Linked DNA regions of Homo sapiens: region 1 is linked to region 2. The links are chromatin contacts, found by Hi-C or POLR2A ChIA-PET in ENCODE. All regions are on one chromosome and are shown on one strand. The core of a region is the stretch at or near the end of the contact, and the rest is flanking DNA. Distances in the headings are between cores, read along the strand shown.

Region 1 (3,203 bases), core at 503-3,002, 120 kb before region 2:
AAGTCCACGGGAACGAGTATTTCATGGTCTAACTAGGAGCCATGACTTGGAAGTACTTCTCCACTAATTTGTAGAAAGGGGATTACTTAATAGTAATTATTAAGATACGATTATATTATAATAGTATTTAGATAGTAATTATAAAAATACTATTACCTGTAAAGTTAGTTTGGACAGGAGAAGAGGCCCTGGCGTCTGGAAGGCAAATCAGTTTTATTTCTATGCCAAGCTTGAGTGCAAAGTTCAGAAAGATTCCAAGTGTTTTGTTCTAATTTCTCACTGTAAACTCAAAAGAGCATGGTGGTTCCTCCAAAAATTAAACAAAATTACTGTGTGATCCAGCAATTCCAGTCCTAGGTATATACTCAAAGAACTGAAAGCAGGGACTCAAATAGATATTTGTAGACTCGTGTTCATAGCAACTTTATTTACAATAGCCAAAAGGTGGAAACAACCCAAATGTCCATTGACAGATAAATGAATAAACAAAATGTGGTATATGCACACAATGAAATATTATTCAGCCTCAAAAAGGAAGGAAATTCTGACATATGCCACAACATGGATGAACCTTGAAGATACCATGCTCAGGAAAGAACAAATACTGTATCATTCCACTCATAGGAGGTACCTAGAGTAGGCAAATTCATAGAGATGAGAAAAGTAGAATAGCAGTTCATAGAGATGAGAAAGTAGAATGGCGGTTGCCAGAAGCTGCGGGGGAGGGATAAATGGGGAGTCAGTGTTTAATGGCACAGAGTTTCTGTTTTGGATGATGAGAACGTCGAGGTAGATGGTGGTGATGGTTGCACAACAATGTAAATGTACTTAGTGCTACTGTACTGTACACTTATTAGGTTGGTGTGAAAGTAATTGAGGTTTTTGAAAAACTGCAATTACTTTTGCACCAATCTAATAAAAATGGTCAAAATGTAAGTTTTAAAAATGGTTTAAAAACCTCATGCCCATGCCAGATGGTAGGCATTTATTATTATTATTATTATTATTATTATCATCATCCCATTTTCACAGGTAAGAAAGCCAAGGCTGAGTGATATTAAGGGGCTTGCCTACATAAGTACAGAGTTTGGATTTGAACTTCAAGGTTTTAACCCCAAAGCTTCTGCTGTTAATTTTATGCTAAATGATCTTGTTCTCGTATTCACTCAGCAATCTTCACTAAAGCCACAATCACAACTTTATATTATAAATTACCATCTGATCAGTTTCTTCTTTTTCTACACTTTGAACTCTCAATGAAAAGAGGGAGCATTTCATGTGGAGCAAGAGAATCAGTGACAATGTCTGATAAACCACAAACCCTCTGGGTGATACCTGTTCCCAACAGCAGTATCAGTGCTGCTCTGGTATTTAAAACTTTGGTCAATATAGACAGTCTGCTCTGCTCTATGGGGACTGCACATCTTCTGAGCACTGAAGATTATTGTTTTTTGCGGGTTGGTGTTAAATTGAAATTTACGGGTAATAAAAACTAGAAATTCTTGGTACTTAACTAAGAAAATTTCCAAACCATAATGTTAAATTTGTAAAGCAGTTTATCCTGAGAGACTAGATGTGACAACACTAATCGCTATTTTTCAAAATGAGAAGTCGTATGTAAGCCAAAATTTCTGAAAGCATAGAATCAAAATCATTCCCTCTCCCCTGTGAAATGCGGAGAGTGGACAAAAAGGTGAGAATTCTACTTTTACGGTGTGATACTCAGGTCTGCCTTCTCTGCCTCTATGTGTAGTATTTCCCTCCGGAGTGTAGCTCCTGTGAAATGCTCCAAGATGATCTCGGATGCAAATTCAGCCATGCAAGAGTGATGAAATGCTTGCATTATTTCCAAAGATGAATTAAGACAATGAGGCAGCTCTTCATTTGTCAAGTAAGCAAGAATCATATTTTTCTGAATGGTCATAATCGATAGCACTGTTCTGAGGCCATTAAGATGGCATGCTGATACTGAAACTCATGTTCTTGTTCCAAACCATACAACTGAGCTCCTCGGGATTTTGATGACTGAATGAACATGCCCTGGTCACAGCAGAAAGACGAGAGCCAATGACACCACAACATAATCAAAATATTTCAACTTGAACATGTTATTCCTTCTTTTTCACTGTTTGAGTATTATATGCCACCTGGTTTTCCTTATCCATTTTATTTTATTTTATTATTTTTTAAGAAAGAATTTAGACTTTATTTAAACTTGTTTTAACTACTTTGAAAATTACAGGGTATCTTTTGCTGTGCAGAAGCTCTTTAATTACATCTCATTTGTCGATTTTAGCTTTTGTTGCAATTGCTTTTGGTTATTTCATCATAAAATCTTTGCTCATGCCTATGTCCTGAATGGTATTGCCTAGGTTTTCTTCTAAGGTTTTTATGGTTTGGGATTTTACATTTAAATCTTTAATCCATCTTGAGTTAATTTTTGTATAAGGTGTAAGGATGGGGTCCAGTTTCAGTTTTCTGCATATGGCTAGCCAATTTTCCCAGAACCATTTATTAAATAGGAAATCCTAGTATCAGAGTGAACAGGCAACCTACCGGAATGGGAGAAAATTTTTGGAAAACACCCATCTGACAAAGGTCTAATATTCTGAATTTACAAAGAACTTAAACAAATTTACAAGAAAAAACAACCCCATCAAAAAGTGGGCAAAGGACATGATGAGACACTTCTCAAAAGAAGACATTTATGCCGCCAACAAACATATTAAAAAAAGCTCAACATCACTGATCATTACAGAAATGCAAATCAAAACCATAATGAGATACCATCTCATGCCAGTCAGAATGGCGATTATTAAAATGTCAAGAAACAACAGATGCTGGTGAGGCTGTGGAGAAACAGGAACACTTATACACTGTTGGTGGGAATGTAAATTAGTTCAACCATTGTGGAAGACAGTATGGTGATTCCTCAAGGATTTAGAACCACAAATACCATTTGACCCAGCCATCCCATTACTGGGTATATACCCAAAGGAATATAAATCATTCGTTTTGGCTGGGTGCGGTGACTCAAGCCTGTAATCCTAGCACTTTGGGAGGCTGAGGTGGGTGGATCATGAGGTCAGGAGTTTGAGACCAGCCTGGCCAATATGGTGAAACCCCATCTCTACTAAAAAAAATGCAAAAATTAGCCAGGCATAGTGGTGCACGCCTGTAGTCCCAGCTACTTGGGAAGCTGA
Region 2 (2,757 bases), core at 203-2,702:
TGAGATTACCCAATTATGGGGGCTGACAAAGCCAAAATCCACTGTGCAAGCCTACAGGGTGGAAACTTGGGGGCAGGAGCTGATGTTGCAGTCTTGAGGCACAATTTCTTTCTCTTCAGGGAAGCCTCAGTTTTGCTCTTTAAGGCCTTTGAAATGATTGGATGAGGCTCACCCAGGCTAAAGAAGATAACTTCTTTTTCTTAAAGTCAGCAAATTATAGATGTTAAGGACATCTACAACATACCTCCATGGTAACATCTAGATTCACATCCAAGTGAATAAGTGGGTACTCTGGCCTAAATGAGTGTCCAGTGAATAACTGGGTACTCAGGCCTAGCCATGTTGACACAGAAAACTGACCAACCCAGAGGGGAAATCCAGGGAGTGTGGAAGGACAGGACAGAGACCTCTCACTCACACTTGGGCAGGGGGAGGGGGCATGATATCAGGTAAGGATCTCTGGAGGAAGTGCTACTAAAGCTAAGGTTTTAAGGCTGAAGAACAAGTTAGGTGGTGTGGGAGCAGCTCAATGGCTGGGGCCAGGAGCAGGTGAGCAAGACGCATGTGGGTACACAAGAGACACCCAGGAGCCCAGACGGAGAGGGCACCCAAGACAGCACCTGGGGCAGAGGCTGGTGATCAGAGCACTGAACACTGACTGAGCACTGACCACATGCCCACCACTGTCCAGTGTGCTTTACATGCATTTTCTCTTTAATCCTCACAATCGCCCTGTGATATGGGTACCATTAACCACATGTGCTGATGAGAAAACTGGTGTACAAAGTGGCCAGTGAACTTTCCAAGGTCTCCCAGCTCCTGAGTAGAGACGCAGGACCCCAACATAGGCATTCTAAGGTCTTCAGGTTGTAGGATGAAGTAGAGCAGGGGTGTCCAATATGTAGCTTCCCTGGGCCACATTGAAAGAAGAATTGTCTTGGGCCACACATAAAATATACTAACAACAGCTGATGAGCTAAAATTTAAAAAAAAAAATCACAAAAAAATCTCATAAGGTTTTAAGAAAGTTTACGAATTTATGTTGGGTCACATTCAAACCCATCCTGGGCTGCATGGAGCCAGGAGGTTGCAGGTTGGACAAGCTCGAAGTAAAGGGCAGAGATGAAGAAATTACTTTAGCTTTGGATAGAAACAGGAAAGCAGAGCTAAAGACAGGTAGAGCGAGAGGGGTAAGTGGCAGTAAAATGGGAATTCTGTAGTGTGGTGGAGGTTTGGAGTAGCCACTGTGGAAAATGAGGCGAGAAATGAAAGAATGGGAAATACGGCTGTAGGTTAGCACAGAGAACAAAGATTTCAGAGGCTGACAAGGCACAGGATGTGACTACACGTATGAACTCTTCACATGGGATTGAAGGTTACTGCAGTCATAGAGGTAAGGAACTGAAAAGACCTCCTCCCCGTGGGTTCTCAGTAAAGGGCAGGAGTTAAGGGAAAGAGGAAGTGCAGGTATGAGGACAGCCCACCAACCTCATTTTTGGTATATGGAGAAGTTAAATGCGTGTCAAAGTAGTTCACATACATAGCTATATTCCTCTCCTCACTGTCTACTCCAGATAGTCTGTTAAAGACAGTGAACACAGCAGTCTGAGTAGAATATACAGTTCTTGCTTCAGAAGAAAAGAGAATCCCCAATTATGGCTATCCTTTGGCCAATCCAGTGGAATCATTTCAATTTTGTACATTTGCCACTGACTTTATTTCTGTGGATCACAGAATTCAGTAAGGGGATGCCTCAAACAGAAAGCTGTCTCATTTAAGTCTGTTCTGTGGCTCTGTGCAGGAAGTGAACTGAGTAATCTAACTATTGTCTTTGTTTGCTAAGTTTAACCAAAAAGAAGTCCTCTGGGTTTAAAAAATCATCATGAAATAAAGAGTTTGCCTTTTAACAACTTCATTTTACTGAGTGATTTTTATAACTTCCCAGGTAAAGCTATTAGTTTTCAGAGTGTAAATCCTGCGGCAGGTTGCCTCTGGGCTCTTGAAAAACCTAAGGTGCTTTGGCTAAGAAAACAAAACACAGGAGTGGCTGCATGAAACCGTTCATGTAGAAACAGCACAGCATATTCTTGACAAAGTGTTCATATTATTCAATAAAGTAGCTAGAAATGAAAACATTTAGATTCAACGTTTCTTCTTTCATTTTAGGAGATACGAAATTAATGTTAGATTTGCTTCTGTTGACAGCAGTCATGTTGCTTGGCAACCTTAAGTGTTTCTTGGGTTGAATTGCAAACGACTCAAGCAGCTACTCATTTTAAACCAAGGAAGCTGCTCAAGAAGTTCAATGTGATGCCTATCACATACCCCATCACTCACACTGATGCAAGAGATTTATTTGTAAGATGCTACCACTATTGGATGTAAACACCTACACCCCATTGGCCCTACAAGCTGTCCTATAGTTATCAAAGTGACATTTTAGCCCACTTGATTTAGTTTTCTATTTCTTTATTAACAACTAAATAATTGGCTGACATTGGACATTTAAAATTTATTTTCTAACTGTGGTAAAATTCACATAATATAATTTTACTATTTTTAAGTGTAAAGTTCAGTGGTATTAAGTACATTTACATTGTTGTGCAACAATTACAACCATCCATCTCCAGAATTTTTGCATCTTCCCAAAGTGACACTCTATACCTGTTAAACAGTAACTTCCCATTCCTCCTTCTCTTTAGCCCCTGACAACCCCATTTTACTTTCCGTCTCTATGAATCTGAGTACTCCAGGTAC

Evidence for each region. Hi-C counts contacts between places; a loop is a spot of excess contacts on that map. ChIA-PET counts read pairs that join two places held with the same protein, here RNA polymerase II (POLR2A). Pooled maps may share reads with other maps.
Region 1: a pooled map shows a loop between it and region 2 (2.0-fold over the local background). The contact joins the promoter of MTUS2-AS2 here to the enhancer-like site in region 2. A Hi-C loop is called at or near these places in 3 of 37 single-sample maps with no recorded cell type and 3 of 50 pooled maps. POLR2A ChIA-PET finds 5 or more read pairs at or near these places in 2 of 52 experiments (HEK293 and activated naive CD4-positive, alpha-beta T cell).

The regions. Positions count from the first base shown.
Region 1 is chr13:29,249,103-29,252,305 of GRCh38, reverse strand. It overlaps MTUS2-AS2 (MTUS2 antisense RNA 2), which reads left to right and starts at 1,752. Exons shown (of 3, transcript NR_185827.1): 1 at 1,752-1,891. The region is part of intron 5 of MTUS2 (microtubule associated scaffold protein 2); the gene reads right to left.
Region 2 is chr13:29,124,871-29,127,627 of GRCh38, reverse strand. The region is part of intron 5 of MTUS2 (microtubule associated scaffold protein 2); the gene reads right to left. All of the region lies in intron 1 of LOC124903144 (a long non-coding RNA gene), which reads left to right. Among named protein-coding and RNA genes, the nearest start is that of MTUS2-AS2, 120 kb to the left of the region's middle. Within about 2 kb of position 1,452, at least 2 of the 41 ENCODE cell types and tissues checked have a DNase peak (open chromatin) inside an H3K27ac peak, as active enhancers do.